Regions from separate parts of the Homo sapiens genome. Here region 2 is linked to region 1. The links are chromatin contacts, found by Hi-C or POLR2A ChIA-PET in ENCODE. All regions are on one chromosome and are shown on one strand. The core of a region is the stretch at or near the end of the contact, and the rest is flanking DNA. Distances in the headings are between cores, read along the strand shown.

Region 1 (4,291 bases), core at 1-2,500:
CCTATTGGTGTCCCTTACGACAGAGACTCGAGTAGTGGTGAGGTAGTGTTGTGTCAGAGACTCGAGTAGTGGTGAGGTAGTGTTGTGTCAGTCTGGCTACTTTACTGATGGTGTCCATGTTTCTGAGTGTCATCAGGGAGATGGCAGCGACGAGGGAGATGGCCCATTTCCTGTTCCTGCTACAGTAGAGCAGGGGCTCTTTGGACAGTGTCTATGCTGGCCCTCTGGGGAGGACAAGATTTCCTGCTCAGCACCGTCTGGGTCTCAGAGAAAAAGGCTCAGCCACCAAGTGTGTCCTAGGCGGTGGGGAAGATAAAGGTTTGGCATCCTGGGTGGAAGAAACACCCAAAGGAAGAGAACGTTTTAGATTCTGGAGCCTGGGCAGCACAAATAAAGGCTCTGACTGGCTCTGGTTTGGGAAATCTGCGTCTTAAAGACCTTTCCTCCATTACAAATATTCTCCCCATTCAACAACCAGTTTGGAAATTCCCCCCCATTCTGCTGTTCAGGGAGCACTGCTACGCACACACCCAACACTTATGGACGTACCTGCGCACCAATAATACACGCGCATCACACATTACCTGCCGAGAACACGCAGAAACACAACACACAGACCCCAGTACACCTGGACCGGAGGCAGGAGGCTGTTCCACATCCACGCATCTCCTAAAATACACACGAGGACTAGGGAAGGTGAGGACTGGCGGCGTGAGCCCGGCCCTGCACTCAGACACGTGAGCCAAGCAACACTCGGCGCGCATCTGTGATCCGGGTTAAGTGCGCACCTTGGACAGGCGCCATCCCCAGGACCCGCTTGCCCGAACGCACTCCTAGGCAGACGGCAGATTACCGCCCGAGCGCGGCGCACCCAAAGCCCCACATCCAAAGGAAAAGGCACCGAGGGCTAGTGAGCGAGGAGAGGGGAGATGAGCGGCGCTGCCTTGGAAGGGCACTCGGGAACTAGCGAGAACCACAGTGGGAGTGGGGGCAAGCCCGTCCCCTGCCCTGTCCCAGGAGCCTTACTGATCCTGGTGCTGCGGCTGGTGGCTGTGTGGCGTCTCTCTGCCCTGCGCCGCGGCCTCACTGAGGTGGTGCCGGACGCCCCCGCCAAGGAGGGGGCTCCGGCTCGGGTGACCCCAGCCTCCTCGCCCGCAGTGACTGCCAGCCCGGCTCAGGGCCTTCTGCAGAGCCTTCATGGAGCGCATGCCCCAGCAAGCCTCCGGCTCTGCAGGTGCGCCCGGGACCTCTAGCTGTGGCTGGGAAGGAGGGGCGGAGCGAGCGAGACAAGGTGCGGGGGAGTTCTGTGAGGGAGCGCTGGACCTGGAAGACGGAGAATGTGGGCCCGGTGGGTGGGGCTGGGGCTGGGGCAGGAGAAGGGGCCTGCCCCTTTAAAGCTGGCTCCAGGGTTAGGGGCACCCTCAGGACAGGGGCTAGGTGAGGAGCGTTGGGGATGAAGGAGAACCCGGGTGGCTTTCTAGTGGGTGGAGAGAGGGCGGTGCCTGGGAGCTGGAATGGACAATGCCCAGGTCCAATCACTGAGGAAGCAAAAACATTGAGGCGGGGAAAGGGTAAGGTTGCCCAATGAGAGCAAGACGGTGGGACCTTGCGACAGTCTGCGGATGCTTCCGCGTGGGCCCGGCGAGCGCGGGTATCCGCGGATGCTGAGGGCGGGAAAGGCGAGGACAAGCTGAGGCGAAGCCGGTGGGGGCGGGAGGCGCTCCCCGGGAACACCGTGGGGCTGCGAATGATGGAGTTGTCGTGTAGAGAGGAGGGTGCTGCCTCGAGAGAGGAGGCTAAGTAAGAGTGAGCCCAGTTCAGGAGGTCACTCAGAGAGCCTCGACCTCCGAAGGCCAAACCAGCGCCCAGTAACCCGGCGGGTAGCGTGGCGCGCGGCCGACGTGCGGTGGTGCTGAGTGGAGAGTAGGATGACTGCTGGGTACCCCGGGCAGAAGCAGCCGACCAGCACCTCAGGGAGGCATTGGGCGGCGGGAAGGTCGCTCTGGCGGTTAGGAAGCCTGGGTTCCAGTTTGTGTCCCTCTACCATTTATTTGGTGTAGGACTTGTTTTCAAATCTGGAAAGTTAAGACATTAAAATAAGTTGGCACGCAGAAAAACGTTTTATAAACCATGAAGTGCTCCCCACATTTTTCCTATTTTAATTGTTTGCCCTTGTCCTCCTCACGGGCAGAAAAGAGGCGATATACAAAAAGCATTTTGAAATCCAAGAACATTCAGGACTTTTGCCATTTGCAGCTAGAACTTTCACCTTGTATCTCGGCAGCGCCTAACCCAGCATCCATATTTAGTAGGGACTCATTATGTAAATGATAGCTATTATTGAGTGCCCATGGTGTTCCAACCGCTTAGTTTCTCTCTCCCTCTTACCAGAGACCTACAAAGTAGTTATTAGTCTCAATTTGAAGGTGAGGAAACTAAGACTAGGAAATTAAGAATTCTCGCATAAGGTAACCCAGCTAGTAAGTACCAGAACCAGAAATTAGACCCGTTTTTTTTTTTTAACTACAAGTCTCTCCTTCATGCAGCCCTTCTCAAAAATTAAGCATTGAATTGAATTATCCCGGGAGAAATGACCCCATCCCTAAAGGAGGTATTTTATGTGGAAGTATTATGATACAGTACTGGGAGTCTTTTCCTTGTGATAGTTCTGGCTGTATCACAAAATACTAGTTTTTGTTTGTTTGTTTTTGAGACGAAGTTTTGCTCTTGTTGCCCTAGCTGGAGTGCAATGGCGCAATCTCGACTCACTGCAACCTCCGCCTCCTGGGTTCATGCGATTCTCCTGCCTCAGCCTCCCTAGTAGCTGGGATTACAGGCGCCTGCTACCTCGCCCAGCTAATTTTTTGTATTTAGTAAAGATGTGGTTTCGCCATATCGGTCAGGCTGGTCTCAAACTCCTGACCTCAGATGATCCGCCCGCCTCAGCCTCCCACAAGTGCTGGGATTACAGGCATGAGCCACCGTGCTTGTCCCATAGTTTTCATTTTTGGATTAAAATGAGTTTCAAGGGTACTCGTGGGAAAACAAGTACTGAAACCAGTCAGGTGTGTTCTGTGGAAAGGCAGTTCTCCTTTGCCTTGGTTAGGGTTGGAGGGCTTATTTGGCTTAAAACCAGATGGAGTGACATTTGTTTTTGCTTGTTTTCGCCTTCTGTAGTCATTCTGTGTCTGCTGTATCTGTTCTCCTGTCCGTGGAAAGCCGTCTAATTCTGGGAGGGCTTGCTGCTTTATGCTTGGCTTTGCCCAAGAGGCAGAGTTCTGGGTCTCAATACTTAACGTAAACTCAATCCTGCATTAGTTTTTTTCATACGTAACAGACGAATCTTATCCTTGTTTCATAGAAATATGATTTATCTGAAACGTTTTGATCTATTCAAGAGAAAAATACCATCTGTTAGGGAATTTCTAAACATTACCCAGAAGTAATTTGCTTCCTTTTTTTCCTATTTCTGCCTCTTTGAATTAGCTTTATACTCTAATGAGTTCCTTACTCTCTTTCTCCCAGCACTCTTCCACTAATAGGAACTGGTTGGGTAGTGAAGAAGATCTATGCATGGAAGCAGAGGTTCTTTGCTTAGAGAACTAGCTCCAGCTGCACTTGGACCTTTGGACTAACTGTCTCCAATACAATATTGCTGTCTTTGCATGAGGATGGAGCATGAACTGGTGACTTGGGAGGCCAATGGTACTGTGTAAAGTATAAGATGCTGGAGAAGAACAAGTTTGTTGTCCCAGGTGGTTAAAGCTTGGCAGGGTCAGGTCCTCTTTTTGTTTCTAATTTGAAAAATACTCATCATCTAGTTTAATTTGTGCAAAACTATTAGCCAACTATGACAAGGGCAGCTAGAAATGAAGATTTTCATAACTGAAAGAAAGTTCTTTGTGTCTCTAACAGTGGGCTTTTAGGTTAGTCCATGGCTGTGCCAGAGTTTTGTGGTATGTGAGAGAGGATTAGACTTAATGATTTTGAATCCTTAATAAAAGCTAAATCCGGGCCGGGCGCGGTGGCTCATGCCTGTAATCCCAGCTGCTCAGGAGGCTGAGGCAGGAGAATTGCTTGAATCTGGGAGGCGGAGGTTGCGGTGAGCTGAGATCACGCCATTGCACTCCAGCCCGGGCAACAAGAGCAAAACTCCGTCTCAAACAAAAAAAAAAAAAGAAAAGAAAGAAAGAAGGAAAAGCTAATCCTCTGTGATAGGAAATTGATGTTTGGAGTTTGTTTATTTCTTATGATTTAGAGACTCATTTGTTCTACTCTATTTTGTGTGTGT
Region 2 (4,291 bases), core at 743-3,242, 330 kb before region 1:
AGCCGAGGCAGGCGGATCACTTGAGATCAGGAGTTCAAGACCAGCCTGGCCAACATGGTGAAACCTCGTCTCTACTAAAAACACAAAAATTAGCCAGGCATGATGGCGGGTGCCTGTAATCCCAGCTACTTGGTAGGCTAAGGCAGGAGAATCGCTTTAACCCGGGAGGTGGAGGTTGCGGTGAGCCGAGACCGTGCCACTGTACTCCAGCCTGGGTGATAGAGCAAGACTCAGTTTAAAAAAAAGCAAAACAGCATGGGCTGGCCGGGAGCAGTGGCTCACTCCTGTAATCCTAGCACTTTGGGAGGCCAAGGCAGGAGGATCGCTTGAGCCCAGGAGTTCGAGACCAGCCTGGGCAACGTAGTGAGATTCTATCTCTATTTAAAAAAAAAAAAAGTACAAGGCTGGGCGTGGTGGCTCACACCTGTAATCTCAGCATTTTGGGAGGCCGAGATGGGCAGATCATTTGAGCTCAGGAGTTCGAGACCAGCCTGAGCAACATGGCAAAACCATGTCTCTACAAAAAAATTTAAAAATTAGCCAGGCGTGGTGGTGCACGCTTGTAGTCCCAGCTACTTCGAAGGCCGATGTGAATCACTGGAGCCCAGGAGGTGGAAGTTGCAGTGAGCCATGATGATGTCACTGCACTCCAGCCTGGGTGACAGAGGGAGACCCTATCTCAAAAAAAAAAAAAAAAAATTACAATTGTTATGTTTATATTGTTGTTTACAAAAATATATGGAAAAAGCCAGGCGCGGTGGCTCACGCCTGTAATCCTAGCACTTTGGGAGGCCGAGGCAGGTGTATGACCTGAGGTCAAGAGTTTGAGAGCAGCCTGCCCAACATGGCGAAACCTCGTCTCTACCAAAAATACAAAAAATTAGCCGGGCGCCTGTAATCCCAGCTACTCGGGAGGGTGAGGCAGGAGAATCGCGTGAACACGGGAGGCGGAGGTTGCAGTGAGCCGAGATCGCTCCGCTCCACTGCACTCCAGCCTGAGCGACAGGAGCGAAACTCCGTCTCAAAAAAAAAAAGGAAAAGCGTGGCCTGGGTGAGTGAAGGAGGGAAAGGAGGGCCTCAGACGTTGTGTCTGGGATTCAGGAGAGAAGATGACTGAGGAGGAGGTGGAGACCGTTCTGGCAGGACACGAGGACAGCAACGGCTGCATCAACTACGAGGGTGAGGGGACAAAAAAGCGGGAGCGGGGCCGAGGGAGGAGGGCAGCCTGGCGTCTTGCCGCGTGTGGGCGGGGGCACCCCTGGATTACCTAGAGTCAGATGTATTATCCAAAGGCCTGCTTCTGAAGCCCCTCTTGCCTCCTCTCTCTGCAGCCTTCTTGAAACACATCCTAAGCGTCTGAGTGCTGCAGGTAGGGCCCTCCCACCCCTTCGCCGCGCCTTACGAGGCAAGTCTCCCGCCCTTCTCTCAGCCAACATAGAAAAGCAGCGGAGTTCATTCTGCTGTCCGGTTGCTGCACGGGCTCCAGCGCTTCGCAACTTTGGTTTTTTTCCACAGATCCAGTGGGGTCCGGACACTGGGCCCCGCAGGCGAAAGCACGTTCCAGCCACCAGGAGGCCACCTATTGTTTCAAAATAAAGACTGGGTTCCTCTCTTGGTTTCAGACTGCTATTTTTTTCATGGTTGGGGGAGCAGCGGGAGACGGGGAGGGTGCTAGGAGGAGAGGGCGGGAAAAGAGGGCTCTCTCCTCTTCCAATCCTCTGATCTTCCTGCTGTTGGGAGGTGCAGATTCATTGTGCCCCAGCCCACGTCCCCCCACGACCCCCGCCCCCCCACCTCCCCCCACGACCCCCCCCACCTCCGAGCGGGTTCTGTGCCCAGGTGGCGCTGGAGAAAGGAACAGCGGACCCCGCCCAAGTCATTACTAATGTAGCAATCGTCTGCATAAACCCAGGCCACGGTTCCTATTGGCTGAGTCCTCTGAGGGTGACGTCATCGGGACGTACTAAGACTAGGGTTGGGCCGAGAGTCGGAGCCATTACTGCAGGAAAAGGTCCCGGAGAGCTGAGCAGTCAAGATGGTGGGGCCCAGGTCTTGGGAGACGGGCAGGATTGGGGACGAGAGGCAGGAAGAGACGGGTGGGGGGCGAGGAGAAGGCAGGGGTAGGAGGCAAAGGGAATCTGAGGACCCGAAAGGTTGGAGGTGGGGTTGGAAAGACTGGGGCCCTGCGGGGAAGCGAGTCTGCAGCCTGAAACAGGAGTTTGTGGGTCAGAGTTTGTGGGTCAGAGTTTGTGGGGCTGGGATAGAAACTCGGGGGATTGGCGTTCAGATGCTGACCACTTCCCTCTTCTCTGAGCAGTGTGACTTCACCGAAGACCAGACCGCAGGTAGGTTATCTCTGATCCCTACCGAGGTCACCCTTAGGGAGAGGGACACCCTCCCCCCAGCACCTATCCTCTAATCTTAATCTGTCATCTCTTTAGCACCCCCATGAGATTACCCCCTGGATTATTTTCTCTTCTTCTGGATCCTCCATTTTCTTTTCTCACTTTCTTCCTCCCTCCCCTTCCACTCTAGATCTGATCCCAAGCACTGGGTGAGTTTTAGGTGGTGTGGGTATGTGAAAAAACTTGGTCACTTAATGCCTGCTGTGTGTGGGGTCTCGGGAGGGTGTATAAAGCTGCCTGCTTTCCTTTGTCCTTTAATCAGCTACTTCTGCCTCTTTTCTCCTCTTGTGATAACTGTCCCCGCCCTCCCAGCTTGCAGTTGTGAAGATTGTAGAGCAGTGACCTGATATTCTGTGCAGATGGGGACAAGACAGGGGAGTTTGCTAAGGATATGACTGTAGCTATACCCTCTGGAAGTTCTCTTTATACTGGAGGGGTGCGAAGTGGCAGGTTGGGATGACCCTAGTCCCAGGCTGCTGCTCCCACTTCCTTATAAGGACAGGACTGAGACTGGGCGGTGGCGAATTCCTGCCCTGAGAAGTGTAGTAGCAGCAGTGGAGATTGGCAGGCCTGCCGCAGGCAGAGGGGTTGTGTAAATGGATGTTACCAGGCTGCCAGAAGGGGAGGAAGCCTCTATATAGAACACTTGAGTTGGGAGGAAGAGAAATAGAGCCCTCTTAAGTAGACTTTGGTGTACAGTTTGGTGCAGATATCTCGTTTCCTCAGCATGATCAAAGTTGAATGGGCAGCAGAGCTCTGAGGTAGGGTTTGGATTAACCCTCAAATCCTGTGTTGACATTCATCTGAATCCTCAGAGTTCAAGGAGGCCTTCCAGCTGTTTGACCGAACAGGTGATGGCAAGATCCTGTACAGCCAGTGTGGGGATGTGATGAGGGCCCTGGGCCAGAACCCTACCAACGCCGAGGTGCTCAAGGTCCTGGGGAACCCCAAGAGTGATGGTGAGGGGCCTAAAGAACAACTCCTCAGTGTGGTCATGGGCCCACAGTTCTTCAGCTAAGAGCTTCCCTTTATCTTCATAGGCCCCAAACTCAAGCAAGTCTGGATTAGCAAATCCCATGGATTTCCTTGCTTTTAGTGGGGAGTCATCTGTCATCTCTCTGTTCAGTTGAGGTCTCTATAATCCCCTGTCCTGAGAACTTGTGTTACTTCTCTGGCCTGACACTTCCACCTCCTTTATGGCAGAGATGAATGTGAAGGTGCTGGACTTTGAGCACTTTCTGCCCATGCTGCAGACAGTGGCCAAGAACAAGGACCAGGGCACCTATGAGGATTATGTCGAAGGACTTCGGGTGTTTGACAAGGAAGGAAATGGCACCGTCATGGGTGCTGAAATCCGGCATGTTCTTGTCACACTGGGTAAGGTTCTGTGTCCTTGTCCTTGAGCTGAGATGGCACCCTGAGGTACCTCACTTGTCACCCAATTCCAAAAATGCTTTCTTTCCCCCTGCAGGTGAGAAGATGACAGAGGAAGAAGTAGAGATGCTGGTGGCAGGGCATGAGGACAGCAATGGTTGTATCAACTATGAAGGTAAGAGGTGAACTGCGCTTTCTCAGAGAAAGCAGCCATATGGGGCAGGTCAAGTATAGTGTCTGGGGCTTTCCCTATCCCTGGACTTGGGCTCCAAAAAGAGCCAGGAGGCAAGGTGCAGGGCCCTGCCCAGCCCAGCCCAGGAGTGGGAGGTCAGGGCGGTATAACAGGAAAGGAAGGGGGTAGTATTGTAGAGGGTGGGAAGGAATGAGAAGTGAAATAATGGAATGTCTGTCCCCACTGCCTGACCCCTCACCCCATGTCTTTGTCTTGTCTTCACCATGAATGTCTCTTCCTTCCTGCAGCGTTTGTGAGGCATATCCTGTCGGGGTGACGG

Evidence for each region. Hi-C counts contacts between places; a loop is a spot of excess contacts on that map. ChIA-PET counts read pairs that join two places held with the same protein, here RNA polymerase II (POLR2A). Pooled maps may share reads with other maps.
Region 2: a loop to region 1 is called in a pooled map, with 2.0 times the contacts of the local background. The contact joins the promoter of MYL6 here to the promoter of GLS2 in region 1. A Hi-C loop is called at or near these places in 5 of 50 pooled maps. POLR2A ChIA-PET finds 5 or more read pairs at or near these places in 3 of 52 experiments (MCF 10A, OCI-LY7 and activated CD8-positive, alpha-beta memory T cell).

The regions. Positions count from the first base shown.
Region 1 is chr12:56,486,911-56,491,201 of GRCh38, forward strand. It overlaps GLS2 (glutaminase 2), which reads right to left and starts at 1,251. Exons shown (of 18, transcript NM_013267.4): 1 at 1,027-1,251. The coding sequence starts at 1,208. It overlaps LOC124902944 (a long non-coding RNA gene), which reads left to right. Exons shown (of 2, transcript XR_007063331.1): 1 at 1-42; 2 at 77-422. RefSeq lists an enhancer at 788-1,007 and a silencer at 1,168-1,597.
Region 2 is chr12:56,156,367-56,160,657 of GRCh38, forward strand. It overlaps MYL6 (myosin light chain 6), which reads left to right and starts at 1,993. Exons shown (of 7, transcript NM_021019.5): 1 at 1,993-2,038; 2 at 2,318-2,345; 3 at 3,221-3,364; 4 at 3,609-3,782; 5 at 3,877-3,954; 6 at 4,260-4,291. The coding sequence starts at 2,036. The coding sequence ends at 4,288. It overlaps MYL6B (myosin light chain 6B), which reads left to right. Exons shown (of 8, transcript NM_002475.5): 6 at 1,102-1,179; 7 at 1,332-1,369; 8 at 1,516-1,616. The coding sequence ends at 1,360. MYL6B-AS1 (MYL6B antisense RNA 1) reads right to left here and starts at 1,859. Exons shown (of 3, transcript NR_186043.1): 1 at 1,817-1,859; 2 at 1,268-1,579. RefSeq lists enhancers at 992-1,101, 3,112-3,181, 3,222-3,291, 4,262-4,291 and silencers at 1,722-1,891, 2,262-2,441.